2 separate regions of the Mus musculus genome follow, and region 2 is linked to region 1. A link is a loop called in an ENCODE intact Hi-C map of the cell type or tissue named here. Cell type or tissue: left cerebral cortex. All regions are shown on one strand. Links, peaks and the distances in the headings refer to the core of each region. The heading gives the core; the rest is flanking DNA.

Evidence for each region. A loop is a pair of places that touch in the nucleus more often than their neighbours do. Peaks named below come from ENCODE experiments on the same cell type or tissue, not always from the same donor. Only the 100,000 strongest peaks of a DNase experiment are listed, where the experiment ranks them.
Region 2: it touches region 1 in a loop (15-fold over the local background); 4 of 42 quality-filtered maps call a loop at or near these places.

What each region holds. Positions count from the first base shown.
Region 1 is chr12:92,185,338-92,201,356 of GRCm38, reverse strand. No RefSeq gene overlaps it. Among named protein-coding and RNA genes, the nearest start is that of Gm40548, 190 kb to the right of the region's middle. In left cerebral cortex, for the core only: no CTCF peak of the experiment used is centred there; DNase peaks (open chromatin) are centred at 8,166, 8,525, 10,947 and 12,150; H3K27ac peaks cover 1,353 bases.
Region 2 is chr12:92,065,568-92,081,586 of GRCm38, reverse strand. No RefSeq gene overlaps it. Among named protein-coding and RNA genes, the nearest start is that of Gm40548, 72 kb to the right of the region's middle. In left cerebral cortex, for the core only: no CTCF peak of the experiment used is centred there; DNase peaks (open chromatin) are centred at 7,657, 8,192 and 12,133; H3K27ac peaks cover 1,437 bases.

The DNA.
Region 1 (16,019 bases), core at 5,447-13,446:
ATGTAGAGAAAATATATACATTGGTTTTAAGAAAGGGCTTGTTTTGTTTTGTTTTGTTTTGCTGAGGTACTGCCCTCTGAAATCTAAAACATGACCTAAGAATAAACTTGTATACTTTTAAAGCCACCATACAGTTTACAATATTTCCATATCATTATTCTTTATTATTGAGTATTTCATACATTTATCCAATGAAACACAGCCTCTTTATATTAGTTGTCTGGTTCCTATACTTTCCCGTGACTTTCCTATGTTAGCATAGTTTTCACCCTTCATTTGGTTTTTGCTCCTGGCTTACAATTCTGATTAGCTTGTGACACTTCAGCAAGTTGGTGTTCATCAGTTGCCTATGACATCTAACTCCCTCATTAGCACAGTCAGGATCAGTAGGCATCATCAGGGTCACAGACTCCACATCACACTGCTCTATTTCTATTCCATATGAACAACTTCACTGACTTCATGGAACTACGTTCTGCAGAAGGAGGGATACAATAGTCAAGCAAACAGTATCCCCCACAGTGGCAGGGCTGTAACAGAGTGAGTCATGACACTGGGGTAATCTATGGCTGGGAGAGGGAGGGGCTAGAAACATGGGGGATATGAGCTGTTATCTGCAGTCAAGGCTATCTGACACTGATCACAGATTCACATTATCAGCAAACATATTTGTGGCCAAGTGTGATTACAGTTACACATTTATTTTTCCTGTGCATTTGCTTGCCTTGCTTTCCAACCTGCACTTGAGATGCTATATAAATATGTGGTTCATATTTGACAATTCTGATTATTTTTCCCATCATTACAATTGGGTGGGGTTTTTTTTGCCTGCTTAATTTTCCTCAGAGTGCCTGAAATATGATTTTAGGAGGCACTGGTATGTACTCTCAAGTGGGCTCCAGGACCTGGATCAACATGCATGGAGAAATGAGCTACAGACATTGGGCAAAGAGCTGCTTGAGTACAGAACCTACAGGACATGGATGGAGCAAGGTATTCTGTGAAAGGATCCACTTTAGTTTCAACCACACTCCAGCAAAGAGAAACTGGATGAGGAAAAAGAAACCTTCAGATAACCTGGTAGCTAGAATCCTGGGTGGGAAACCATGACAACACGGAGGACAAGGAGCTTCAGGATATTGCAAAGAAACCATGGTGAAAAAGAACCCATGGCCACTAATTATAGATGCTCACCCATCAGAATCTTTTCGCATCCTTCTGAGAGATAAGGACCCCTCTCTTATCCAATGGCAATGTACTGGGTCCCAAATGAAGATTCATAACTGCGTTAAGTCAATCAATACTCTTTGCAGCCATTTGAAAACTGGTGTGTTTTAACAAGAACTCTGAACTAAAAATAATCTAGCAGAAGCTTCTAGACACAAGCTCAAGAATGCAAGGAAGGAGCTAAGTCTTGGGAAGAGAGACATCACAAGAACAATCTACATAGACCTGGGTTCTAAGTAGCTGGTTTGATCATGGTGGTCAGGCAAGAAGACTTCTCTGTTAAAGAGAAATATGATTTGTAAAGGAGTCCTTTGCACACCCAGTATACAATGATGATAATGAGAGGAATCTAAATGAAGGCTTTAATTCTGCTGTCACCAAAGCACAAAAGGGGGGCATTTTCATCTTGTTATCCCCTTGTTTTGGAGGGGACCTTATTAACAACTGGGAGCTTTATCCTTCCAAAGCCATAAAGCAATAAATGGCACAGAAGTGAGCTATAAATTACATCTAATTTCACTGTCCTATAACATCAGAAACAGGGGCTGCTCCAAATTAATGGGCAGCAAATTTAAGGCAGATATAGGGATATAATTTTCTATGCAATACTTAATTAGCTTCCAGAAACTGCTACCAAGGGAACTTATCTCAAAGCCCTATATGCATCTAGCAAACAGTAAATGCAATTACAGTACACAGTAAAAGAAGCAAGTAAGACCCCTCCTAGAGTTTGCAACCCATCCTAATTGCTCTCAGACTGTGATCAAAAAGGATGTCCCATAGTGGCATACTGTGCAATTGGCTTCTTTCTTAATAAAAGTGGACCATTGCTGTTCCTTTATAGCCAGAGTTATGCTATAGCAAGCCCCTTCATTGCCTCTCTGTAGTCTTGTCAATGATCTGCCTGAGACAGTGGTGGCTCTTTATGTATTTAGTTTAGAACAATATTGAGACCAACCATAAACTCTAGCTGACAATGAAGGATTGGTAATCATGGTGGAGAGATCCATAGCCTTCTGTTCAATAACCACTTAGGGTGTCATTGCCCTCGATATTAAGCTTTAACCTGTACCAGGGTTGAGAAAGTATAGCACACACTTGGGAAAGCACATGCCAGCACGGCCAGTCATCCCTGCCCATGACAAACACAATACAGGGTATTTTGTTTTTCCTCTGCCAGCTCAGTAGCTAACAAAGGCCTTGAGAGCCGATGTCAGCAAATCTGTCCTTGGATCCCCTTCTCAGTGCAAGCGACTCGGCATCTAATCCTCCTTTTCTCAGATTCTGGACAGTGTTGCCTAGAAGATATAATTATCATCAGAACATGAAAGGCCCAAAACCAGCTGGGAAAGTCCTTCCTTCACATTTAAAAATAATAATAATGTAAGGCTAATTATATTGCAAAAGCAAAAACATGGTAATTAGGATGAGCATATATATCTGACTTCCTGTAATTATTGTTATTCATTTTGGCAACTGGGATTTTAAATATTTGAATTTTATTTTCTAAGCCATAAATGTGAGAAGTGCAATTTATTTACTTTAGCGTTGATCACAGAGAATTAATTTTCACCTATTTCTCCACTCTGGTTTGTCTTGTGGTCTCTTTCTCTATTCTCGGAGACAAGAACATCTCAAATGTGTGTGTGTGTGTGTGTGTGTGTGTGTGTGTGTGTGTGTGTGTGTATGTGTCTGTGTGTCTGTGTGTGTGTGTCTGTGTGTGTGTGTCTGTGTGTGTGTGTGTCTGTGTGTCTGTGTCTGTGTGTGTGTGTGTCTGTGTGTCTGTGTGTGTGTGTCTGTGTGTGTGTGTCTGTGTGTGCATGCGCGTATTTTACATATACTGCCTTCAAATCATTTACTTCATATGATTTTTCTTCTCTCTGCTTTCTGAACATCATTTCCACTCTGAGAGACTCCTGTGATCACACTGGGCTTAGCCAGTTAACTAAGTATAACCTCCACATTTCCACACCTGTAACTGAATCACATCTGCCGTATACCCCAAATTAGTAATTAATATGTCCTCAGTGCCAGGGACTAGGATGCCATGATTTAGTCTAACAAATGTTACTGTGTAATCAGTTGAAAATATCCCACAGATAGTTAAATCCAGAAAGCATTCACTATAAAAATAATAGTAAGCATGTGACTTTTAGTGTACATTTTTTGCCCCATTGTTTTAAAAAGGATACTAATGACTGTTGTATTTTTCACTACAGTAATACAGAACCCAATAATGAAGTTTAAACTTCTAGTTTCTTTGGAAAGTCAGTTATGTCAAATGATGTTTTGCTGGGACACACAGGTGAAAGGATGTGTTGCTATAGCAAACATGTGAAAGGACACATGATGTTCAGAAAGAATACAAATATGACCCCACAGACAGTGGGAGCTCAAGTACTGGTTTGCTTTGCTCCACCTCGCTAGTCATCACCAATGACATGCATGTATTGTTTCTCCTTACATTGCATTGCTGAGCTCTGCTTGTGGTGATGCTATAGAGATATGTTCACCAGAGAACTTCTTGTGAGGTTCCTGTGGCTTCCTGATGCTTCCATGGCAGCCTCGGGCCTGTTGGCCATTGGCTAGCCTTGGGCTTTCTTCTGGATTGAACTGCTCATGCTGGTTCCTGTGTGGTGTCTGCCAAGTGGAATGGACTACAGCTACTGGTTTCTGTGTTTTGTCTGCCAAGAAAACTGGACTCCAGCTGCTGATTTCTATTGGATGTTTGCTACTAGACTAAACTGCTAATATCCTGATAATGAAGATTGGACTTGTGCCCAAAGAACTATTTCTAAACAACTCTACTTCCCCTGTGTCCTAATAACTTTTCCACTACTTCTGGTGGATGGTGGCGAGAGGAGAAGTTGAACCCTTATTAAAGTAGGCTGAGAAAAATTTATGCCTATACAACAGTTCCCAGCCTTTTCAGCAATCAAAACTTCTTCCCATCTCAGAGAATATTGAATAAATTGGCATTCACTTTAAAGTAAAGTCTTGTGGGCAGTGAAGAGGTGATCTGGATGGACATTGAATATTTGAAATGAATAATGACATTTTTAAATTTAACTCAGTTCTTTAGACTGTGACTACATCTGATAAATCAAACTTTAATTCATTTTCAATTAGTTTCTGCAGCAAAGTGGCCTATTACAAAAGGGCATATACTTTTAGCTCTGACATATAAAGGCTTACACATTGTCCTCCAATTCATACATGAAAAAAAAATCTGTAAAAATCTAAGTCACCTACTTTGCTTAGATGCATAAGGCTTCAAGGTGAAACTGCTCCCCTAAAATATTAAGAAGCAAAATTGTCCAGAAATATACCCACCTCAATATATGAAGCCCACATGAATCTGAAACCATCACAGATGTAAAATAGAAGTCAAAGGAGTCAGATTTTATTGTGATGCCCAAAATTACAAAGAAAATCAAGTGGAGGGAAGAGTTGCTTATCTGGGTTTGTGGTTTGAAGAAGCTCAGTCGATAGGCCTTGATTCTGTGGAGTCTGGGTCTTGGTGAGGGAGAACATCATATCTTTAGGAATACATAGCAGCCACTCAATTCTTGGTGGACAAGAATCAGAGAAAAAGAAAGATAGGCATAATCTTCAAAGGTACACTCACTGATCTACTTATTCCAGCATCCCTAAAATTTCTACCACATCACAGATTTCTAACTATTGTTCCAGCAAGAATAAGAAATCGACTTAGTATTATATCATATTGCTTGGGGCGGGGGGTAAAGCTGCATTATAGTCAAGGCATAACGCTAGTAATTGCAATGGATACAAGAAGAAATATACTGTTCATGGCCTAACAATAATAGACAAATAAATAAATGTACTTGCTAAGCATATCATCCAGGGAGGGAGTTACAAAAAAGAGATTCATCTTTAATCCCTGTCTATTTGAGGAATTTGACAAGTAGCTATTCTACTTGCTTAGGGAGCACAGTGCAAGGCAGAGTGAAGAATAAGAAATGATTCATAATTTACTTCCTTTAATAAATATATTTTCACACATGAACCAAGTCAATTAAAACAAACTTAACTGCAGTCCTCCTCAACAACAAAAGTAGATTTTCTAGTCCTGTTATAAATTTGTGTAAGGTTTACACAATTAAAAATATTTAAATGAGAAAATAAGCAGATGAGAAATTTTCCACAGTCTAAAACCATTTATTTCTGGCCATATTTTAGTTCAGAAATAGGCAGCTTTTTTTTTTTTAATCTTTCACTCCATTCGTGCATCTGTTTGTATGTGCTATCTCATTTCATCCTCAAAATATCTAAAAATAAAAACATTAGTATCTACAGCATAAATATGAAAACCAGCACAACATGAGTTAGTAACCCTAACCCACCTCCTTCCCCTCCCACAAAATCTTTATTGTCCAGACGACAGAGAACCAGTAAGGTTGGGGTGGAATGCCATGTCAGATCACCTTGGGAATCTCAGTTTATTATTCTTTTTAGGACTCATGCTGAATAGAGGTTAGACTTAACTGTTCTCTTCACCCTTGGAATTGCCCAGTCTTCTTTTCTTTGTCTTGTTGTTTTCTGTTAGTGTTAGGCAGCCATCTCCCTCCAAATCACATCCCCAGCTTTTTTTTTTTTTTCTTTTTGCTTTACATTTTTTCAGGATAAACTCTCACTATGTTTCCCAGGATGACGTTGAACTAAGTCTGTAACCCAAGCAAATCTTGAATTCTAGATGTTCCTGCCTCATCCTCCCGAGTCACTACTGTAATTTCAAGTCTGTACTCCTATGCCTGGCTTAGACTTCACTTCTCGCCATAGAACATTATTGATAAGTATTGATAGTCTCTAGTTCACAGGGATTCAGTTCGGCATTGTACTTTATTTTACGTAGCAGTAGAAAAGTCCATATGTATAATCAGCATCCAAACGCTGACACCATTGCATACACTAGCAAGATTTTATTGAAAGGACCCAGATATAGCTGTCTCTTGTGAGACTATGCCGGGGCCTAGCAAACACAGAAGTGGATGCTCACAGTCAGCTATTGAATGGATCACAGGGCTCCCAATGGAGGAGCTAGAGAAAGTACCTAAGGAGCTAAAGGGAACTGCAACCCTATAGGTGGAACAACATTATGAACTAACCAGTACCCCGGAGCTCTTGACTCTAGCTGCATATGTATCAAAAGATGGCCTAGTCAGCCATCACTGGAAAGAGAGGCCCATTGGACACGCAAACTTTATATGCCCCAGTACAGGGGAATGCCAAGGCCAAAAAGGGGGAGTGGGTCGGTAGGGGAGTGGGGGTGGGTGGGTATGGGGTACTTTTGGTATAGCATTGGAAATGTAAATGAGCTAAATACCTAATAAAAAATGGAAAAGAAAAAAAATAAAAAATAAAATTAAAAAATTTAAAAAATTAAAAAAAAGAAAAATCCATATGTGTTCTGTGAAAACCATAATTAGTATTTGAAATTTAAATTTCTTCCTACGGTAGCAATAGCCAATTGTTGTATCGAAGTTTGAAACATTCTTTTCTACAAGGTATCACCTTTAGCCAGAAGGCAAACAACTCAAAATAGCTTCAGAAAGTCCTTGAAACTGACAAAGTTCACTAGCTCCCTCCCAGTGTAAGCAATAAAGGGTACTGAAAGCTCCTCTCAGACAAGTCAAGTTGCAAAAACACTCTGAGACCAGTCCAGCAGCCTGGAAGAAACGGTAATCTGTCCAGCTGCCTGGAAAAGGTTTAGACCAACTGAGTTACTTACAAACGACGCTCTCCAAACTGTTGTGCTGCCTGTAATCTATGCAGTGCACTAGAAATTCCCAGCCTTTGTGGGCTGTCACCATGCTGGAGTGATCTTTGTGTCTTTGAGTCATTTCTACTCCTGTAAATAATTCCTCACACATACCCCTAGAAGCAATCCCATTAAAACCTACTGGTTCAGCAGCATGGATTGTGGTGTTACCCATGCTTTTGGTCTGGCCTGGGATCCCTACATGGGAGGAGTAGACATGTCTGTTGTGTCTTTACAGGAAGTCTTGTCACATGCCAGCAATATAATAATGTCTCGTGATATGGGTCAGTAATGAGCACAATGCTGAAGAAAGGAAAACCTGCAGTACTCTACAGAGTGTATTATTACTAAGAAATGATGTCCAGTAGGGGAGGGTATAAAATGCATCTTTCTCTTTACAGTATTTCTATCTATGATTGATTTATCAAGATAAATCATTACAGCGTAAGTCGAGGAGCACCTTTGTAGTAAACAATTGCTTCCCAACAAAAAGTCACAGGCCTTTGAAGACACAAAGCTTACGTCATAGTATTAGAGAGTAAAAGGAAGGCAATTTACCTGCCCACCCCTAATCCACAAAAGACAAACCTTTGTTGTCACTGAGAATATGATCTTGATGCATGGTTGAAACTGAGTATGAACATCACCAGAGTCTGGAAGTTTTAAAACAAATGTCAGGTCCCTGAATTAAATTGGTGCTCTAAGTTTATAGATATTCTTAATGAATATTACTCATTTTACCCCTGAGTTTTAAGTTCTTTTGAAACTTTGTTTCAATCCACATGAAAGAATAAACGTCGGTATTTAAATGATCATTTAAGTCATAAACCTTGAGAAATGGTTATCAGAGGCAGCTAATGACCTAACTCCTCAGCTAATGGAGGTTAACAGTCTAATAAACCATTTGTGAACTGCAGCAATTGACTGATTGCAAGAGAATTATAGCTATTGTAACTCGGTTTTATGAGTGATGGGGCAAGAAAGATCCAGTTGGATGGGGACAGAGTGAACAAGCACACCAAGAGGTGACTGTGAGGAATATGATTGTCAGGAAAAGGTCCTGTCACAAGGAATGAGATAGAGAGGGGAGCCGCCATGACGCACATGCATAGTAACTAAAACCATGGGAAATGTTAGTCCAGTGATAAAAGTAGAAATTCACATAAACAGAGCATACCTAAAGCAGTCAAATGATGAAAACTTAGAGACACTCAGACTGAACACAGAACTTTTGGTTTCACAAAGAACCATCTTTCCAAATGCAACTAAAATACTTCTCACAAAAAAAAAAAAAAGAAAGAAAGAAAATATGTGGATCTTGAGGTTGAAAATTGGAATCATGTATCTCATACAATTAGTGAGGGTTTTAAAAATAAGCACACTTTTAAAGCAAGCGTGTAGGCATTATCTTTCTAATTTGGGATGTCAAGAACATGCAGTTTCAGTTCGGATTATATTTAATGATTGCAAAGAACAAACAGTCAAATGGCTTAAGTAAGATAAATTTCCATTTCTCACTTGTATAAAATAGTCTTTGCTGGTGGGTGACTTCTGCAATATGAAACCAACAACGATTGATGCAGGTTCCTACTCAAACCATTCCAACAACTCTTGGATGTGGATATTTTTTCCCCTAGAGGATGACTCTAAGAGCTTCACCTCTATAAACTGGCCTAGGTAGGATGAGAAAGAAGCAAAGAAATCCATGAGTCTCCACAGTGAAGAATTCAACTTACAAAGAAATGTTTGGTCTTTGTCTTCAGCTACAGGGAGGATGTCCCTCAGTCTCTGGAGTCCTCTATGTGATAGGTCTGTCTTTGAGTGGAAGCTACAGCCACTTGTGGTAGTTTGAGTGAGAATAACACCCATATGCTTGAAAGCTTGGTCCACAGTTGGTGGAAATGTTTGGGAAGGATTGGGAGGCATGTGTGTGGCCTTGTTCAAAGAGATGCCTGACTCGGGGTGGGCTTTGAGATTTCAAAACTCCACATCACGCCAGTTAGCTCTCTCTGCTTCATGGTTGTCTCTCTGTTCTGTGTTATCTTCCTGCTAATCCCTCTGCTATTGTTCCAGCTCCAAATCTGTATTTTCTTGCCTGCTGCCACACTCCCCATCATGATGGTCATGGGCTCACCCTCATAAAATATAAGCTCCAGGTAAACTCTTCTATAAGTTTCCTGGGTCATGGTTTCTTAGCATGGCCACAGAATAGTAACTAAGACATTAATGAAAGAGCTAACGATGTAATTCAAGGTGAAGACCACAGGATGTGTCAGCTATGATTTCCATGTGAAATAAGGCTATAGGTATTAGCTCAAATTACAAGAGAGACTGGAAACTACTGGTCAGTCACTTGGCAAATACATGATGAGGCTCCAGTAAAAATTCTAGACAGCTGATGTGCCAGGGTTGGGGGACATGGTGCAGACCTCCCTCCCAGAAGAGAAGGGGAGGGGCAATAGGAGGAGAGATTGTGTGAGGAGAGACATGGAGGCAGAGGTAGCAATAGGGATATAAAATGGATAAATTAATTAATGGAGAAAAAAATTCTAAACAAGGTTCAAGTGACCCTCCCTAGTGGCTAGCACTCCATGTGACTATCACATATCAAAACCAGACTGTGTTGACGTGGCCCACAGCTTTATGGGAAGTGACTATACAGAAGTTGCGTGCATGTGGATCCCCTGTACCTCTCACCTGATCTACTGTGAGAGCAACCGCGTAACCCTACAAGTTTTATGAATCCTTCTCATCAATCATAAAATTCCACTTTTAGGAAACTAACTTCACGTTAGACCAACAAAAGTACAGACTCCAAACTACAACTTGCTAAAACTTCTACGTTTTCCCTTTACAGGGATATTTCTCGAAGTAACGTACCACCTTATGCTTACCTTGTCAGCCATAACTTAGTCAAATGATGTGACTACTTACAAAAGAGATTACTAACTCACTAAAACATAGACTTTGGGCTGGGTATGTTGCTTCTCTTAGTAAACTTAAAGTCCAGTGGTTTGGGAAGAAAATAGGGATTTCCACACTGTGACACATCCACTTCCTCAAGGAGGCTGAAAAAATTCATTCTTAAAAGTTTACATACTAGATGGACAAAACTACAAATTTGAATTTATTGTTTTAGAAAAAGTCAAAATGTTTCCATATAATGAAAAGTTCTTATCATCTATTATCACTTTTCCATCTGAATTATTTTGCAGTTCTCAAGCATGAAGACTTGATTTTTTGGCACCGTGACAAATTATTCCTGGTCATTTGTAGAGGGGGAAAAGGTAACAGACACACGAAATGTGGTATGTTTGCTGTGATGGTATTAACATTTTATAGGGAAGAACACTATAGGGATGCCAGGGCCAATGTTTGCTTTATATATTTGAAACCCTATGGGCGTTTTTAGGTTTCTACCCAGGCTCCAAGTGACTCCTTCCCTGAAGGTCAAGGTGGATGCTTTCATCCAGGTAGTTCCTTCCCATTACCTTGCTCCTCTGCACTGATAACCCTGGAATTCCCTTTGCTTCCCAAGGAAAGAAAGTCTGAATCCCAGACAAATTGCATCTATAAACCCTTCCACAGCCACATTTGTCCTTTCTGTCTCCTTTCTGTCACCTATTTTATTTCTGCCTTGTAAATTTAAAGCATGCGGTTGCTCTATTTCAAACTAACTTCCTTTACAGTCCAGAAGCGGTCTTTCCAAATTCTACAATGACTTCTGTCAACACCCATCTTTTAGGAGGGTCACCTCTATAAGACTCATTGATGGTTTGGCTTTAAACCTACCCCTGGGTCTCTTCATCAGTGTGTGCGACACAGATGTCCCCTGCAGCAGCATTCTCTAAATTACTATACAGCAATCAATTTGTGGTACAAATGGATTTCCCCCCCAAACTCACAAACAAGAAATAACAAGCTGGTTATATAAGCCCTCAAGATACTGGGTGTAAGTCACCCACCCCCTTACTCTAAGAAAGCCTTTACATTTCAGAAGAGGGGTGTTGTGGCTCTTAGTGAAAGGGAGAAGTGGCCAAGGATAGGCACACAGCAACCATGAGACATTCTTATCTCTCTAATTGTTTTAGCCACCAGTTCATGCATTGCAGCCCTGACCAGCCTTTTTCCAGGTCTATTCTCATTAAGACAATTGCTTTCTTCCAGCCATATCCTGGTCCAAAGTGTTGAAAAGATTTTTCAGAGTGGAAAGATTTTTTTTCTTACTTTGGCCTCTTGCTGAGGTTCTGAAATGATGTCTGTTCTGTCTACAGAGATGATCTCTGCAGTCTCTCCTGAAGCAAGCTAAGCAACAAGAATTCTGGGGCCTTGCAGCTCCTGTGGCCACCGCCTGACAGTAAATGCAAGTCTTATGTGTTCAAACCTAGAAAGACTGTTTTGCATAAACAGTGTTCCCTCTAAGCAGTATTATTGATTAAAATTGTCACACTTTTTGTGGAGCACTGGAAAAGAGCCCTGCAACCCTTCCACTCACCTCATTGGCCAGAGAGTAGCCAAATGCAAATACTGGTCTGCTCAGGAGCTTGGACCCTCTGCCTCTCCTAAGGAGGAGTGCAGAAATGTCAGGTTCATCTCAGAAACCTGTGTCTGCTATAAATTGTTCCATCCCTTCTACCTCGAAAAGTTTTTCCTTGTCTGTGGCAGGCTTCAGTGGTGCCAGGCAGGGGTGAGTGCATCCTTTCTACAGTCCTCCATGGCTTCACTTTCGGAACCTTTGCAATGTAAAACACTAAAAGGCTTCACTGGTTTTCTGCCATCAAAATCCTTTTTCTGGGTGGTGGGTTTTACAGAGGCATAGCAATACATACCACAGCCTCAGGATCACTTGGGAACTTGTTAAACTGTAAAAATTTCAGGCCCTACTACAGATCTTACTGACTCAAAGCTATTAAGATAATTAAGCTGGACTATACTGAAACAAGCTTAGCATCTGGAGCCAGAGAAGTACTTTGTGCCTCTGTTACCTTGGCTCTCAAGTAGGAGTATTGTTAGTATTTGCTTGAAACTGAGGGTTTTTAGTGGTAACATGCATGATCATCTAAAGTTCCTAGAATAGAGCCTGTACCAAGCACTCTAAACATAGGTACAATGTTCATTACAATATCTTCTAACTAAAACTCAAGTTGTGAAAGCTGGGGGCAACAGGGAATGTCAGTGAAGAGACAGCAGTTACTATTTCAAAGATGCTAATCCTCAAAGATGGAGAAACAGGAAACTGTTTCTATCAACTCTTTTAAGCTCATTTCATAGTCCACAGTTTGAAGGAGCTGTTTCTTACATTTTACTTCAAATTAAGGATTGTGAAGAAGCCTGTAAAACAGATTTCCTAAAATAAATGGATCAGTATTTGTATGTGATCTAATTTTGCTATACTGTCAAACACTGCCTGGCCCTCCCCCAAGGGCTGACCTTAGCACTTATATGCTGATTTATGTATTGAAATGCTGTGTTAAAGAAGCCCAAGGCTGGCTGATAAGTTGGAGTTTTAAAATCCTACTTCTTCCCCCATCAGAAACGTTTGAAGTGTGTTATTGTAGATGGGCTGAGTTTAGGATTAAGGAAATGACCTGTGGAAAGAAAATTGCTCACTCGGTCACAGAAGGTAAATTTAATTCTTCAAAAATGCCAGTGCCCATTTAGTAATTTAGGTAATTTACAAAACACAGGCTATTTACACTATTTTTCAGAAATCACTCTCCCAAACCTGATGCAGCGGTGGACCTCTGAAGAGAAGGTCGGGCACAGATTTGAAAATTAATGTCTTCCACAAATGCAGAAGCTATCGTGTTATAAGTGGCAGTCATCCATGTTTTATTTAAAAGAAGGTGTTATGTTGACACAAAATTCTCTTTGAATTTTCCCCATAAAGGTCAGCATCACTGCTAAAAACTGAGCATAGTTGATACTATCTAGTAAGATTTCTCTATGATACTTTTAAGAAAAAATGAAGGTGGCTTGAAGCAAGGGGAAAGATGTTTACTGGAGATTAGTTGCATCTTCCAAGTCTTCAACTGTTTGCTTCATTTGAGTTTTCTTACAACATAGATTAGTATAGATTAGTCTGCTGTCGAGAATTATATTGAAACAGAAAAAAAGTTGGGGAAATAAGTGTTCTCCCCCTATTTGAGTACCTGAAAACATAGTTTATTTTGTTGATGTTTTGATTATCATGTTAATGATTTTTGTATCATGAAAACACACAGCACTGAGATTAAAATAGGACGAATAAAACAAAAACATTATTAAATAGGAATCACACTAATGAGTTATCTCAGCAAATTCTTTCATTTTATGCCCAGGATACATAGGGTCGTGCTGGTAGCAAACTTGGTGAGTTTCAATACTTTGTTATGGTTTGCATATGATATATTCCTCAAGAAGATTTCCTGTATGTGAGTCTTGGTCTTCAGCTGATGGATCATGAGACTGCTAACTTGATCAATGTATTACTGTCACTGAAGTTCATAGCTACATGGCATCTTAGGAAGTGAGGCCTAGTGGAAGGAAGTTGGTCACTGGTGGTGAGCTTTTAAAGGGTCTGATGATGAGATAATGAGTTCTGTCCTATTTTGCTCTCCCAATGTGTTGCGTAGACATCTATGATGGGACCAAATGACCATGGGCTGAAGCCATGAGCCAAAATAAATCCTCCCTTAAATTGTTCACAGTAAATTAGGATTGAAGAACATGGAGATTTGCTGTGACTAAAGCTGACCATGTGCTGTGGACCCCACTGTCAACAGAGTCAAGGTTGATTTTCATCCCAGGTCCACAGGCTGTGTCACACCTCTTCTTCTCACCCTCTCAATGATCCTGACGGAGGTCCTATCATTACATCTTTATAAATAAAAGGAAGGAAAGCAGAGATTAGTGCATTGCCCAAAGCCAAACAGGATAAATGGGAAAAAATTAAGATGCACACAAACTCTTTGACTCCAAGGTCTATGTGCCTCTGTTTATTCTTTGGCAAGGGGATCACACGACTAGGCATTTCTTTCAGAAGATTAATCTGGCTGTGCACAGAGCATGCGTTACCATTTCCTGGTCCCTAGCCCAGGTGGGTATGCTTCACAGCTCCTTTTGCTTATTTAGAGATTTGTGAGAGAGTAGCTTCATGTTTCTTATACTTAAAGGCTCTTTGCACACTTATTTTTTCCTCTGCTTTTTCAGAAATTTAATTCCTGAGCTGTGATTTGACCATTTCCCCCCTCTCTCAGGCTCTCCCAATTACTTCTCCATTTTCTCTTACTGGAGCTAATTTCTCTTTCAGTGACCCATGAAGGCTTTTCTAAGGCCTTTGGCAAAGATACTGTCTTCTCAACATCCAGGCTAATGGCCCAAGTAAACACAGAGAGCTTAGAGGGACAGAAGGAATGTGCTGGATATAATTACAAACGCTAGTAAACAAACCTTCCTCGCACTTAACTCTGCAATGCATCCCTAAGACTAATTAGTTCTGGGGACCCACTAATAAATTGTAATATTTCTCAAAGAGAAATGGCTTACAATTTAATTTATATTAAGCTGTGACTGGAGTTTACGCTAATTAAATCTCGGCCACAATAACAATTAATCCCTGGAACAATCCAAAAATGTAAATAATGTAATAAAGTAAACAACTCTGCAAGTCACAGGGGAGGCACAGGGGAGGGGCAGGGGTCTGGTGTGCAAACCGCCAACAGGGGAACTGTTTCTGACCCTCTCAGAAAAGAGCATTTGCTTTTTAATAAGCAGAGCTGTGCTCTATTCTACATGTATCTCTCCCAGAGAGTAGATTTCCATTGTAAATACTGAAGGTTGACTCTGGAGGTGTCTTCCATGAACAATGACTTGTCAGGGATCGCAGTAGGAGGAAGATGAACTGTACAACATGGAGGCTCAAGGGAATCTCCAAGGACAGTGGCAGGCCTGAAATTGCATTCAAGGCATTGTACGCTGCCCTCTTTCTTTTGTATGTCAAACAGCTTCTAGTCTTAAACACTCATTCATTTTGCCTTTCTCTTCCATGCACCTCCACCCCGACCCTGGGCAAGAAGGGTCTCTGGGTGGCATCCTTCACTTACAGATGATCTTTGCTCTACAACACGTATTTTTAAAAATAAAAATTGCATTCTTCTGGGTAGAATTTCATGCAGTTATAGAAGTTTAAACAGACTGCTTTGTGGAATCAAATGTACTTCCCAAAAAAGTTATCCATTGTGTCCTGTCTTTGGAATGCTTTATCCAATGAATACTAAAGACTTCACGGGCGTGACTTTTGTGATGCCATAGCTCTTAGATGCACAGTGATCCAGCTATGAAGGGGACAAACAACTATTCACACTCTTCTCTAGCTGCTGTGGGCAATGCTGGAGTCTGCCAGATGCTTCAGTCTCTCTAGGATCCTACACTGTAGCTAGCTTCTGTTGAACACATGTCTACTGTGTGGTATTATAAGAGTAAGATGAGGAGACATTCTTGCCAGTGGCTCTGAATGTGCTTGCTGTTATCTTTGCAATATAATGGAATCAGACCCACTTCTTTCCAGTAGGATTCTGCAAATAACCAATGGGAGTATGAGGAGAAAGGAAAGTGTTGAAGACACAAAATAAGCACTAGACAAGCTCATAATGATTTGCAGTGTCTGGTGGGTATTTTCGCACTGAATAGCTCTGGATTTGACTCTCAACAACTTCTTACAAAGTATTACTGTTTCTGTTTGAAACATAAGTTTTAATTGTTACTAGAGGGTTTCCAATTCAATATCTCACAACTAATTGACAGTCAAACTATGCATTTGGGTCCCAAGTTCACCACGTTTCAACAAAGGCCCGTTTTTCCACTTTTGGATTCATCATTGCGATGAACTACATGTGTTCCCTTCTAAATGTATACACTGAGACTCTATGAAGATTAATTTCAGGAGTCACCTCACTTGAGTTAAAGGATACCCAAATAACTGGAAACATACTACTTCTGGTTACATTTGAGGGCATTTGATCCCAGAGAC
Region 2 (16,019 bases), core at 5,125-13,124, 120 kb after region 1:
TTACTATAGACTGAGGCTAAGGATGTTCTCAGCAAGATGTGCATTGTTGCTTCTCAAAGTAAGAAAGATAAATGATCAGAAGAAAGTCACTAGCAGAAAAAGAGAGGGATAAATGCCTATACAAATAATTGACCTAGTTGTGTCTTTAGGGGCACACCACTATTTAAGAAGGTAGTCTGCAGACAAAATCCTTCAAACATCATTTTTGAAATCTTTCATTTCCACTATGAAATCAATTACTTTGCCACAAATGGTACATGAACCCTCCCCACACTTCTTTTAAATTGTGTCTAAAGTTTATACTTAGAGTCATCTAATTCAATCAGCTCATACTTCATAGTAACCATGAAAATTGCACGATGTCTTACATTCTGAACTTGAGGGAAATTTCCATACCTGCCCTATAAAACTGCATTTGGCTACCATCGAAACTTGCCAGATTTATGACCTATAAGCTTCCATGACAATGAGCAGCTGTCTTGATTTTTCTCTGGGTCCACAGCACTGATGATTAACGAGAAATTTGTAAGTATTTGGCTTTAAAATATTGTGTTGGTCTTCTGAGAGTAAAGTAAGAAAAGAGAATTTTTTTTGGTTTCCTTCAGATCAATTTTTAACAAGACTCCAGACTGACATAAATTCCCAACCAGATGGGACCACTTAAAGACCAGGATATAATTTTTCTTATGATTTTATGTAATGTTGCATTTTAAACTAGAATCCATAAAGCACCAGTCAGTACATTTTTAATAAAATGTTTAATATAAAGTTTTATGCTAAATTTTGCTTACAGTTTAAAGAAAAATAAGAATTTTATTCCAGACCAGTTATGGTAATTTGAAAGATAGATAGATAGATGATGATGACAATGATGATGATGATGATGATTATATAGATAGATCATAGATAGATGGATAAATAGATAGACGAATAAATGATAAATGGATAAATAAACAAATCATTGGCTATAAAAGCTAGATACATAGGAAATGGATGAATGGATGGATGGACAGATGGATGGATGGATGAATGGATGGATGGATGGATGGACAGATGGATGGATGGATGGATGGATGGATGGATGGATGGATGGATACAGATAATGGATGGGTATAAAGGCTAGATAAAGGCAGATAGATGGGCATCCTATCTGTCTAGAAGCCAGTCTTCCACTAACAGCCTTCAGATGAAGGTGTAGAACTCTCAGCTCTGCCTGCTCCCAACCCTCCTTGATGCTACCATGCTCCCACCTTGACGAGATAATGGACTGAACCTCTGAACCTGTAAGCCAGCCCCAATTAAATGTTGTCCTTTGTAAAACTTGACTTGGTTATGGTATCTGCTCACAGCAGTAAAACCCTAAGACACAAGTTGGTACCAGGGACAGAGGCATTGCTGTGATAAGCCTGACCATGATTTTGTTTGGAAGAATGTGGATTTTGGAACGTTGGATTTGGAAAGCAGTGGAATGCTTTAAAATAGGGCTTAAAGGGCTATCCTAGTAGGAATACCTAGCCCAAGAAATTTCAGTGTAGAATTTCAATATGTGGCCTAAAAACTGTTTTTGTAGTATTTTGGTGAAGAATGTGGCTGCTTTTTGCCCTTGTCTGAAGAGTCTGCCTGAGGCTAAGGTGAAAAACTCAGATTAATTGTATTGACAAAGATAGTCTCAAAAACTCCCATCATAGACTTTGTTCTCTGGTTAAGCCTCATGAAGAACATTTTGAATAAGCATAACAAGCTTTAAAAAAGGAAAATATATAATATATGGTTTCAGTATTAAAGAAGCACCAGGAAGTGAAGTGAAGATGAATCCTGTGTTCAAAGATATTAAATTGATTTAAGGAAATGAGAGTTTGGGGCAAGATTCTAACCAGCTAAATTTGGATCTAGACATGGTGATACACACCTTTAATCCTAGGAGACAGAGCCATGCAGATCTCTGAGTTCAAGGTCAATCTACAAAGCAATATCCAGGAAAGCCAAGTTTAGACAGTGAAGGAGTTAGGAAACAGAAAGCTGATGATAATGAAATAGAACAAGGGGCCATGTTCCAGCTCCAGCAAGCAGCAGAAATTGGCTGCTTTGGCCACATGGCTCTGGTATTAGAGTCTCAAATAGATGGGACTATTGGGACAACTGATGCTGATTATCTGGAGCTATGAAATCAGTGGTGATTAAAAAGAGACCAACATCACTGAGGTGAAATCTTCTGGGAAGTGTTTTCTGAGAGTACAAAGAAGCTGTGTTACAGAGATAGCAAAGGTTGTACCTCATGCTGGGGCTGAGCTTGGTAATGTGTAAGAGTCACCTAGGTGGCGCTGGTTTTGAAGGCACGAAGGGGTCATGAAGAGAGGCTGAGGCTCAGCACTGTGAGAGGCTATGGAAGGCCATCTGTGAAGGTGCAGTATCAATTGCAGCTGACAGCCCAGGAACACAGAGGTCATGAAAAGGATTTGAGGCTTGGCACCATGAAGAGAGCCTATGAGATGCTATTGATAAAGCCTAGCTGAAGTAGAAGACCCCAGTTTATTGGAGATGCCAGTACCATAGGATGATCACCAAGAACAGCCGTGGCAATAGAGTGGTTCAACCTGAGCTTAGAGTAAGTGACCCTAGTCCTTTGGAGGAGCCCAGAAGATTATGTGTGGACCACATTGAAACAAGAAGTTGGAACACTGAAATTGCCTTGGAAACCCCAAGATTTTCAAGATGCCAGAGCCATAGGATATCTGCTAAGGAATGCTGCTTGCAGGGAGTGGAACCAGGCCAGGAAAAGAAGTTCGTTGCAGTCAACAAAGATAAAAAAAGAGTTGGAGATCTGAAGACCCCTTTGGCATCAGACATTGAGATGCAGAGTTTCAAGCTTGCCCAGCTTGTTTCCTGTCTTGATTTGGCAATTATGGTTAAGTGATTGGCTGGATCTCAGGAGAGACTTTGAACTTTTAACATTGTTGAGATTGCTATAGACTATAGGCACTTTCGATGTTGGACTAAATGTACTTTTTTATTATGCTGTGGTTAGCTATGGCCCCCATAGACTCATGTGTTTGAATAGGCCTATGGGGGCCAGGGAGTGGAATGTGATGGTTTGTTTATGCTTGAGCCAGGGAGTGGCACGATTAGGAGGTGTGGCCTTGTTGGAGTAGGTGTGTCACTGTGGGCGTGGTCTTAAAACCTTCAACCCATCTGCCTGTTAGCAAGTATTTTGCTAGCAGCCTTCAGATGAAGTTGTAGAACTCTCAGCTTCTCCTGCACCATGCCTGCCTAGATGCTGCCATGGTCACACCTTGATGATAACGGACTGAACCTCTGAACCTGTAAGCCAGCACCAACTAAATATTGTGCTTTACAAGACTTGCCTTGGTCATGGTATGCGTTCACAGCAGAAAAACCCTAACTAAGACATAGATATTTATAGAGAGAGCTAGATAAATGAGAACTAGATAGTTAAGTAAATAGACATAGAGCATCATAGACAGACAAATATGTTTAGAGTCAATACTATAATTAAAACAGAAAAAGTTATATATACATGTTTACATAATATTTGAGAGAGAATAAAAGTATAACTCACAGTATAAGTAACACATATATTCAAATAAGCAAATACAAAGATGTAGAGTGGAGGCCATCAAGGAAGAGAGGAACTAACAGAGGAAAAAAATTCAAATATATTCTGCTAGCTGGGCTGCCTTGACTGGCCTCAGTGGGAGAGAAGGTACCTAGCCTCACAGAGACTTAAAGTGCCAGGGTGGAGGGATACCCAGAGGAGCACCCACCCACTCAGAGAAGAAGTTGGGGTTGGGGGATAGGGGAAGATGGGAGGGGTGGCCAGGAAGGGAATAAGTGAGTAGGATGTAAACTGAATACGTAAAAATATTAATAATAAATTAAATTAAAAATTTTTTAAATTTGACCTCAAAACTCCATACCATCCTCACCGGTCGATCCCTCTTGCCTGAATGATGGCCAAGTTCAACTGAGGCCTAGGAAGGGGTTGGCAGAGCAAAGATTGTCAGGACTCAGATAAACCCATCAGCCTGAGAAACAGTAAGAAATTATGTTGAAATGATAAAGCTCCAAAATCATAAAGCACTTGCCAATCAGGCAGAGGAATAGAGACTTCGCGCTGGGTTTTTTTTTTCTTTTAAGTATTTGGAGGATTCTGAATTTGATATGCACAAAGGAAATGGTGTTTAGGAGCACACATCTAACAGAAAGGAAAATCGCTTGGCAGTAAGGACACTCGTGGACTGAAGCTTCATTGGCAAGGCGTGGGAGGAGCAGCATGCCTCTGGTCTGGCTTTAGCACCACTCACTAACTCTGATGTGTCAAGGAATTTAGCTTCTTTTTGGCCACAGTGTCTCAGCTTCTGTTTCAGCCACCATGCCTGCCACCTGTCACCTGCTGTCCCCACCCTCTTAGATCCTAACCCTCTGGAGCCACTCCTCATTCTAGAATTTACCTCGGACATGGTTTTTAACCTCAGCAACAGAGAAGTGACTGATGGACTGTGTTCATTTTAAACGTTGTTTAAAAACTCCATAGTTTTCTTATTTTAACTCAGTTTAAGAAGAACTACCGTCAAGGATAGCATACAAATAAAATGACACTAAACATGTAAAGTTCTGAAAATGTCTATTATAAACTCTTAATGAACGTTGTGGTATCACTCCCTTGTCAGTATCGTGACCTCTTATATCTTACGTTGTACTAATCATATTTATGCTAATTTCATGTTTGACTCTCAATCCCAAAAGACAGGGATGGTAATGAATTTTAGAAAGTTTATTTTATTACTTTGAATTATGTGTCTGTGTGTGATGTCTGTCTGTGGGTATGTGCACATGAGTGCCAGTGTCCACAGAAGCCAGAGGTATCAGATCCCCCTAGAGATGAAGTTACATGCAGTTGTAAGCTACCTGACAGGGTACTAGGCATCAAATCTGGATCCTCTGCAAGAGCAGCACACTGGCTCGATTGCCCCGGTGTTATTTTTAAAAGTGTTTGTCCATCAGTGTATGAAATATACTACAACTATATAAAATGTTTCAAGTATGTGTTGAAAAACAGTTACTTTGGGGGTAGGCTGATCAGTATTTCTCATTGCACAAGACCGCTTTCCTAGAGAGAATAGATTAACTTCATACCAGCGGCAAACCACAGATAAGATTGGTATCACAAACTGCTGCGAATAGTAAAGCACCATGGCTGTATTTCCAGGTACAGCTTCAAAGAGGTTTTTTCCCAAAGAGTTCCGGGAGTGTCTCTTGATTTCAGAATAGTCCACACCACTGTTGCTGTGAACCAAAACGTACATGTGTTTCACTCAGGTAGCTAGCTATCTTCGCTGGAAAATGCTGTTTCGTTCTCTTCTCTTTTCTTGCAAGCTGATCATCAGACTACATTGCTGACTTTATTTTCCTCTTTTCTCATCCTAACATGCTCTGCATAATCAGTGAAAGAAGCTCCTGCATTCATGAGCAGTAGCCTCTTGAAAATATCTTCTATTTGAAATTTTAGTTCCAAAATAAAAATGCAAATGTAGTGTGTGTGCATGTATTTGTGTGTGTGTGTGTGTGTGTGTGTGTGTGTGCGTGTTCATCCAACTAAAAAGAGAACTGGTTCATTTGTATTGACAGAGATTCAGTTCACACATGGGTAGTCGTAGTACAACCATGAAGAAACTTACCTCCAGAGTTATGAGTGAAGGCTTGAAGCTTATCAACCTAGTTGCTACCTGTGTCTCTTCCTTCACAAGCTGCTTGTCTGAACATCTGTCTCCTCATTTATTCCTCTATCATTAACTAGATATCATGATAAAATGATATAACTAGTCAAAGCACCTCACAACAGCTGACATAAAGTAGAATGGCATTGGCACAGTTATTGAACTGTGTGTCAGGCTATAAGTTCATTGATGAAGGTGGACACACATGACAACATAAGCAAAATTCAGCTGAAAAAATGAGGGACAGACACTCAGATATGCAAGCTGAGGCTTACCAATCTGAGCAAATCACAGGAGGTGATAGTGTCTGAAACTCAGTTCAATTTCCTAAATGTCTAACTGCTTCCATTTTGAATTTTCTGAGCTAATGAAAGTTATTTGTATAGCTACAGACATTGAGGAAGATGAAAATTGAAAGGAATATTTTAAGACCTTAAAAGGAAGTTGAGGTTTGCTCTGTTAATAAATCATTGTTTTTCAAAGCAGAAGTGTCACTATCCATGATGGGAATTTCTACTAATTTTAAAACTCATTTTACCTTTACCTGTGTCTTATCAAATAGTGAGTAATAAGCGTTCTGTTGCCATGTACAAGTCTTCCTTTGTATTTTCTGATTTATAGCTGAGGAACATCAGATATGCTGTTCATGCAATCTACCTTCAGAAAGTATTCTGAACAGCTGTCCTTTCTTGACATACTCCAAGCTAGTTGGCCCTCTTAGATTCAGCATTTTAATAAACATATATACAAATTGTCTCCTATTAGCAAAATATTTTTTATTTCCTGTGTGTTTAGACAATTTGTGTTTGTATTTGTATTTTATATATTCATTTAACTGGTATGTATACGTGCACCAGTGCACACACATGTGCACACACACAAACACACATGCCACTCTACACTCGTGGAGGTTGGAGGAAACTTGTCTGAATTGGTTCTCCCCTTCCACCAAGAGTGTCCAAGAACCTGACTTAGCTTGTTGGGCACGGCAGCAAGCCCCTTTACATCCTGAGCCATCTTGCTGGCCCAAGGTTATTTTTCATTCTTTAAGATGCATTTGCATTTGTGCTTAAATTCTTAATTTAATTTAAATACTTAATGTAATTATATCTTACCTTAATTAAAATAACTGAAAATTGGACCTAATTTGAAATAAAGATTTAATTTCCTTTCAAATTGAAACTCAATTTAATTTAAAATTAAAATTTAATTTAATTTAAAATTGTGATTATTTCACTGCGATCTAATGTGATTTAAATTTTAAATGGCTACAGATACAAACCAAGAGCTGATATATCATTGGAGAAGTTGGCAACAGAATATTAAAACCGTTTGAAGTTAAAATAAAAAATGCAAAGTGACATTCAAAACTTCCAACTTCCTATCCAAAAGAAGCAACTGAAACAAACCTAATATGTTCAGAAAGTCAAAATTTTTGGCTGGGAGATACTCTGATTAAAACTAACCATTTTCTAAAGTCTGTATTCATCGTCTCAGCTACCATGTCAACCTTAGTAGAATTCATGTTTTCTTTAAAATCGCAACTATTTTTACATTTATCACAGATAGATTTGCCCCTTCCCAGATTACAATATTGGTTAACGAAGTACTAAGGGAATTCATCCACTTCTTAGCCAAATTTCCTCCATATTGACAGCCAATGGTGAAGACAACATCTGCCTGAATCACTGATGTTTCCCTTTAGCCACTCTGCCTGAGAATATTGGCCGATTTGCAAATGGAAAGGCCAGCACAGTGTGCTATACCACGTTTCACTGATGCGGTTATATAACCACCTGCTGACATAAATGAGGCCTTTGTTTTGCGTGCATGGATCAGAAGAATGAAGCGGGCTATGCTTTGCTCCCAGACATCACACGTTCTAGAACAAAGATCCTTTTTCCCATTCACCTATCTCTCCGCTAAGTATTGTCTCCCAAGCACACTTCTGATCAAGACAAGGAGGAAAGCTCCCACTTTCTGCTTTCTCCATATCTTATGTTTTAACATACTTAGACATCCAGAGATTGAAATATACTACACTCTAGTTTCTCTTAATCTTTACAAAGGTAGGTAAAATTGTCGCTTTTTAGAAAAGCAAGATGATATACTAAAGAGAAGAAATTATATTTTAAAAGGTACGTGAGAGAAAGGCCAGCAAAACAAACAATAGCTGCCTCTTTTCAGCAAAGTTTAACAGTTTTGCCTCTTTATTTTGAAGCTATGCTTACTGTTTAAAGAACTACTATCACCAGTGTTGTGTGAGAAAATGTTACTAAAATACATATTTGCACCATCTCACTTCAAGGGTTATATAAATCCCTGCTTGTTTACTGAAAAGCAATGTCATCCTTTTCGGTGATTGCATCCCAGCTCTGTAAGAGAAGATGATTTTAAGCAGCCGAGAAGATTTGGAAAGAACAAGGAACGGTACCACAGACGGTGCGTAGGTGGTCACTTGGGGGAGCGGGGTTATGCTGATAAGGAAGAGAGAAAAATGGAGAGGGAAACAGAGTTCTAAGTATATTCGTTTTCTTAATTTATGCTGGAAGACAGAATTATTTAGTCACACCTCTGTATTTAATGCAGAATCGGTGATGAAGCAATCACGGAGATGTAAATCAGCCCGTCAAGCAGAGGGAAGGTCTGCCTTTTAACCATCTTCCTGAGTAAGGACAAACGAAAATCTTATTTCACATCCCACTATGGGTGTTTGTTTGAGATTCAAGCAATGGGCATCCATTTTGAGGATCTGGGCTTCTGACCATCATTCAGTTGCTCACTGTCAAGGGACACTTGCCTGTGAATCCAGAGGCTGTGCCACTTACTGCTTCCTATGACCCTCAGAAAGCTGCTTTTCTCTGAAACAACTTCATCATCTGCAAAGTGAATTATTTTGATGATTTGATAGCAATACACACACACACATATATACACACATATATATTATATATATATTAATCAAACAGTCCGCATCACCTATCATAAATAATTAATAATTGCCTTCTATTATTAATTCTTGCCAGGATCTATTCATCCTTATTCTTAAAAAAAAAGAAAAAAAAAGGCTATTTTTCCCTTGGGAAATAATGGTTGACCACAGGGGGGATTTGGACAATTTAAATGCACCCTAAATCCAGACATATATTTGCTCCAAACCTGGTCAGCATGAATGGTGACACCTGCTATGCCTAAATGTGCTCCTGAATTTACTGAAGGGAAACGTGATTCTCAGGACCATTGTATCAGGAAGTAGGGGCTAATGGGAGGTATTAGGATGAAAAGGACATATTCTCATAAATGACTTAATCTCATGATTGAAGGAAGCTTCCCCACGTTTTGGAATTCCTAGCATGCACCACCACACCTAGCTTTGTGTGTGTGTGTGTGTGTGTGTGTGTGTGTGTGTGTGTGTGTGTACATGGGAATGGGTGTCATATATATATGGGAACTTATGAAGGCCAGGAATTGATATCAGGATTTTTCCTCTATTGCTCTCAACATTAATTTCTGAGAGTCTCACACTAAACCTCCAACTCAGCAGTCAGCTAGCCTGCTTGGCCTTTGAGATCACCCTTTCTCCCCTTCCCAGTGCTATAGTTAGAACTCGCTGCCACTGCCACACTGGGCTTTTTGAAATGGGTACTGAGGACCCGAACGTACATCTTTCTGTTTGCATACTGTCTTGGTTTTGTTTCTTTTGCTGTCGTAAAATATCCTGACAAAAGCAATGTAAGAGAGAAAGGGCTTAAATTAACTCATAGTTCCAGGTTATGGTCCATCATGGAGAAATCTTGCTAGGGAGAGCCCAACAAAACTGGTCTTAATGCATCCATGGTCTAGAAGCAGAAATGAATAGATCCATGTATCCATGCCTGTGCTCACTCTGTCCACTCTTACACAGCTCAGAATCCTCTTCATAAAAAATGGTGCCACCTACAGTGGATGAATCTTCCCAATTCAGTTATGGAAATCTTATTTCCTCAAAGACATCCTCAGATATCTTTCTTCCAGGTGAGACTGGATTATATCAAGTTGACAATTAAGAACCCCATACATAGCTACTAAGCACTTTACCATTCATCCATCTTCCTAGCTCAGATCTCAATAGCTCAGTAATAATCAAAGAAAAAGAGATCATCATTTTGGGAGGGAGACAGAGGATGAACAGGGGAAAGGTTGGAGGGAGGGGACATAGGAGGAATTGGTGGTGGCTAACAATGTGATTTTATTGCAATTAAAATTAATTTTTAAAATTTACACATAGATATTTTGTTTGGCTTCTGCTACCTACCTTCCCAAAATAAATTGGGCCAAACTCATTAGCAATAACAGTTGTGATTACAGACTATATACATTATTTAGTCTCTAGCTACTTTTTCTCTGAAGACCAGAAGGGTGGGGTTTATGAAGATAAGTAAATTTTCTTTTCTTTTTTTTTTAAAGATTTATTTATTGTATGTATGTGTATGTATGTATGTACAGTACACTGTAGCTGTCTTCACACACACCAGAAGAGAGCATCAGATCTCATTACAAATGGTTATGAGCCACGCTGTGGTTGCTGGGAATTGAACTCAGGGCCTCTGGAAGAACAGTCAGTGCTCTTAGACACTGAGCCATCTCTCCAGCTTGTAAGTAAATTTTCTAAGATCACACATGTTTTATTTTTAAAAGTTGTGCCAGTCATATGGCTCAGCAAGTAAAGGTACTTGCCACCAAACCTTGCCATAAAACCTGTGTTTGATCCCCAGGTCCCACACATGGGCATGTTAGGAAGAGATTTGGTTTCCAACTTCCCCATACATGCCAGATAAAGTGAAAGAAACATTGTGCACAGTAACACACACACACACACACACACACACACACACGGTAGATAGAGATACATACATAATACATACATACATACATACATACATACATACATACATACATACTAGATAGATAAGAAATTTTTCTAAAGTCACTTATCCTAATAGAAATAAGAACTCTCCCCTCTTATTTGAATTTGAAGTTTAACATATTCACAATTCTGTAGAAGAAGAATAGGGGGGAAGGAGGGGGACGAGGAGGAGGAGGAAGAAGAAAAAGAGGAGGAGGAGGGAAATAAAAGAAAAAAAGTAATATTCTGATAGACAGTTTTACCCAGTCATCAGATATCATCATGAAATTTAAGGTATCTTTTGCTGGCATTTTTCTGTCTTGCATTCAGTAGCATGCTGCCATGAAGATGGGTTTCCTTCTTACACTGTATCCATTAAATGAGAGCAGATCACAGGACAGAGAGAAATGTATCACTAAGAGGAAAGCCCTCATTCAGCAATTGGCCTTTACATCCAACCTCTCTGACTCTGCAGAAATGAGGCTTCTACAAGCATAATTTCAGGTGTTAATTTAAAATTCCAAATGTGAACCGTTGAAATCCTGGCCAAATATAATACCATGACTTGTCATGAAATATTTGATCATTTTACTATCCTCATCAATAAAACTGTTTCTTAAATAATCAATGGTTAATGTTCAGATTGAGGCCCTAAGAAAGCTTTCTTTTTATTTCTCCCCCAGAAAATAATTTTTATAGTTCATAGTGTAGTCTACATAATGGGCACAGCTGTGGACATAATTCCCTATTTCTTCAAACTGATACCAGTGATACTGTTTAATTTCTTAGCATCTTCTACTATCAAGGCAGCATGTCAGCATCAATCATCAAAATATTGGGAAAGAAACAGCACAGGAAGGCAGGATAAAAAAGTAAAAGAGAGACAAAGGTTATTAATAGTTACAGAATTAAATTTGCTGGAGAAAAAGGATGGTGTTGGCCATTGCACAATTATCTCTGATTGATTGACATGACAAATGTTAACAATAGCAAGTGACACAGACCAGAGCAGAATGTCACATACATCAAAGCACAAATCCAGACATTCTTTGTTATTAATTTAATCTTAGTTTAATCACTCACTCCGTATGTAATTTTTCTTCTTTAGAGATGAGGGTTTATCTTGAAGCATGGAAATCATTGATTTTTTTCCCTCTCATTTATTCTTACAAGTATATATTTTATATTGAACATATACTCCCTTCTTAGATACATCCCCCTCACTTGTTAATTGCCTCTGTCCTCCTAGACAATTTCATTTCAATTTTAATTTAATATACACATACATGATTTTATGTTAGCACATAAAAATCTAGACATCATGGATGAGAAAAAAAACATATGATAATTGTCTTTCTAGTCTGGCTTAAAATGTTTAATACGGTTATCCCCAGTTGTAACAATTTTCTTACAAATGACATAACTTCATCTTTTTATAGCTTGGAATGGGTGGGCTTTGTTGGAGGAAGTATATCACTGTGTAGGTGGGCTTTGAGATCTCCTAGTGCTCAAGTTCTGCCCAGTATGCAAGAGACTCCTTCTGGCTGCCTTTAGATCAAGATGTAGAATTCTCAGCTCCTTCTCCAGCACCATGTCTGCCTAGACACTGCCATGCTTCCTGCCATGGCAATGGACTAAGTCTCTTAAACTGTAAGCCAGCCCAATTAAATGTTGTCCTTTGTAAAAGTTGCCTTGAAATGTAATTGAGGAAAATACGTAATAAAAAAAAAACATTTAAAAAAAAAGTTGCCTTGGTCATGGTGTCTCTTCACAACAACAAGAACTGTAACTAGGATTATATGTACACAAACATATATACATAGGTTGGTTTCATAATTAGCTCTTGTGGATAGTATTGCAATAAGCATTGATATTCAAGTATTTCTGTGATATTCTGACTTGGACTGTACCAAGTAAATACTCAGTAGTGGTATAGCTGTGTCTTATGGTAGATCTATTTCTAGGGCTTTTTTATTTTACATTTTTGATTTATTTTTATGTGCGCATGTATGACCATGTCTCTGTGTGTGTGTTAGTGTGTGTGTGTGTGTGTGTGTGTGTGTGTGTGTGTGTGTGTGTGTGTTTGCCATGGCATGTGTGTAGGTCAGAGGACAACTTATGGGAACTTCTTCTCTCCTTCCTTTTACTTATATGGATGCCAGTAATAAAATTCAGGTTATCAAGCATGGTGTCAGGCATCGTTGCTACTGAGATACTACGATGGTCCCTTTTTCTAGATTTTTCTATAAACTTCCATACCAATTTCCACAATGGTAGAACTCATTTTTATTCCCACCAGCAGGATATAAAAGTCTCCTTTGTGCTATCTGAGTGAGCACTTGTTGTGTGGTATCTCAAGACAGTTTTCTATCTCTGATGGTTTAATGAGGTTGAAATTTTTTATATGTATTGTCCATTTATATTTCTTCATTTGTGAACTGTCCACTTAATTGACTCAAATGGTTGGTTGAGTTTTGTTTTATTTTTGCTGTATTTTTTTTGAATCATTGGTATATTTTAGATATTAGTTCTCTGCCAGATATATATCTGGCAAATATTTCCTCAAATTCTTGTGCTATCTAAAAGAGGGTCTTTTGCCCACTACAATACATATTGTTAAATCAAATACAAAGAAGAGAAACCAAAAGGCAATGAACTGGAGGAAAGAACCTGTATCTACTAGTTTCCCATTTCTATAATGAAACACTTAAAACAACTTACAAAGAGAAAAGCTTTATTGTAGCTCAGGGTTCTAGAGGTTACACTCCAAGGTCAAGGTGCAGGTAGCACAGCAGGCTGGGAGCTTCAGGAGCACAGCTATTTTACCGCACATACAATGAAGCAAAATAAGAGAAGAAAGACCAGGGTCCCACATCCTTACCTTAAAGACACGGTCACCATGACCTAATGTCCTTATAAAAACCCTGCTGACTGCAGGTTCTCTAACCTCTACAGTATCCCTTATAGACCAAAGCCTTTAACCCATGATCTTCTCCAAAAATACCAATATCCCAACCATAGCAAGACCCAGTTGAAGCAAAACCTCAATAGCAACCCTGAGTGAGGCAGATGAAGCTTGAAAGCACAGAATCAGGAGCCAAGGGCCCAAGGTGATGCGAGTAAGGAAGCTTAGATAAAGGTGAGGTTGCCAAGGAGCCAGGAGAAGTGAATTCTGAAACTGAAGCTTTAGCCTCTGTCACTTCAAAGTCCTGAGGCCACCACACCAGCCAATGAGGCTGAAGACACCAGAGTCAGGGAGCACACGTTGTAATTAGCAATGTTCCATAATTCCCACACCAATGTCGTGCAATGGTAGATCTTCTGTGGAAGAAAAATTCTAAAATAGTCAGTGAAATTAATTTCTTAGTGATTCATTCCTAGATTACAGAATAATTCCAAAGGCTTTTGAACAGGTTAAATTTGATTGCTTTCTGACTCTCATTAAGTTTCATTTATTTCCTTAGTTGAGAAGAAGTACAGAACAATTGCCCAACTACTACAAAAGTAGTTAGAATATTTTCTTTTTAATTATTTCAACTGAGAGATAAAACTTGGGTTATGTTGTGCTCATCTTGGTCAGTAGCCTGTTACCATTTTATAGAGACACAAACTCACTTATACTGAAACCTTTTACTGTTAAGTTACTTAAATTTATATATCAGTAATTCTATACACAATCATTAATAAACAATTAGAAAGGCATACATTTAGGTGTGTGTATATGTACGCATTTGAAACTTACAAAGATACTAGGGAATCTTCAAGGCACATGATTCAAACTCTCTTCATATTTTTTAAGGTATATATCACATGTATGAAGTACGTGTGTGTGTGTGTGTGTGTGTATGTGTGTGGGTGTGTGGGGGGGTGTATGCATGTATTTGGAGTGCATTGAGCTGATCTTGCTGTGGTAAAAAAAAATAAAATTCACACTTAGCATATCATATTCTTATAGGATACAGCATATGAATTAGTACAGAAAATGGCTTTGTTCCTACTGTATCTTCTCATTGTCAGTTGTCTTTTCATGGTGTTCCAGTTTCTAGGACACATTTAATTTTGGTGGAATTAAGCATGGATAGCTCAAAATTATATAATTAAATATATTTAGCTTCAATTAACAATTATAATTGACTCAAAGCTGTTAACATGACACCTGGTAACAGTAACACAGTAGCATTAGCATTTAGTCATTGATGTGTGCCAGATAATTATTGAAAAATGGAAGAAGAGAAATGGCCAGGCCAAAAAAAAAATTTTTTTTCCACAGGCTATATGCAAAAAGGGAGACACATCGCAGACAAACTGTATTTAGTGCAGTGTCAAAGAAAAAAGCTTAAATAAACGTCCATAGTCAGCAGGGGCTAACTAAATATGGAAATGAACCAAAATCACTGTGTTTTCAATATTTTTTCCTCAGAATGCAAATTTCCTTGTCAGTGTGGAATCATTTCTCCACATAAGAATATGTGATCCAGAGAAAAATCAGTATTGTGTAATAACTCACCTATCATTTCTGCCATCACAGAACATCTAATATTTTTATTAAATATTGTTTGGGAGATGTGAAATAAATTCATAATTTGTCCATTAATTCAACTCATTTGTAAAGCTTCTTTGACACCGTTCATCACTGTAGGTACTAAACATATAAAAGTAAACAGACTAGAAACTAGTCTGGAACTTTTGTGGGTTTGTTTGTTTGTTTGTTTTAGTTTTTAGTTGGGACAGGAAAGAATTGTGAGCAGAGACAAAAAAAAAAGTATAGAAAAAGAAAGGCACATCCATGGGTGATCATTGACCATCTAGAAAGAACCGAAAGATCCAAGTTTCTGGGCAAGCTTCTGCACGGGAGAGATTCTCTGCATTAAGTTAGCCGAGGTGGGAAGACTCGCCCTAAATGTAAGAGGCTCCATTCCATGGGCTGAAGCCCTGAGCTGCATAGAAAGCAACCAGCAAGCTGAGGAGAGACAGTCAACATTCTATGCCTCCCGGGGTTCCCTTCACCATGACAGCCTTGCGATGACAGACTGTGCTCTGACACTGTGAGCCCAAAGCAACCCTTCCTTCCCAAAGATGATAGGTAGGGTGTTCATCACCGTGAAGACTGATATGAATGCATAGATGTGCAGTGTATGTTGGAAATAGAATGAGAAGTTTGATCAATTATAGAGGTTAAGTGAAAGAAAGAAAGAAAGAAAGAAAGAAAGAAAGAAAGAAAGAAAGAAAGAAAGAAAGAAAGGAAGAAAGAAAAGAAAGAAGGAGAGGAAAGAGAAGCAGCAGGAAGGAGTCGCTGAACAGACTCAAAATTTTCTCTGGAACCAATGATGTGCGGTGCCTCTTAGAGCAATCTATAAAATGTTTTCTTTTTTCCTTATTTATTTTTCTCTCATATATTA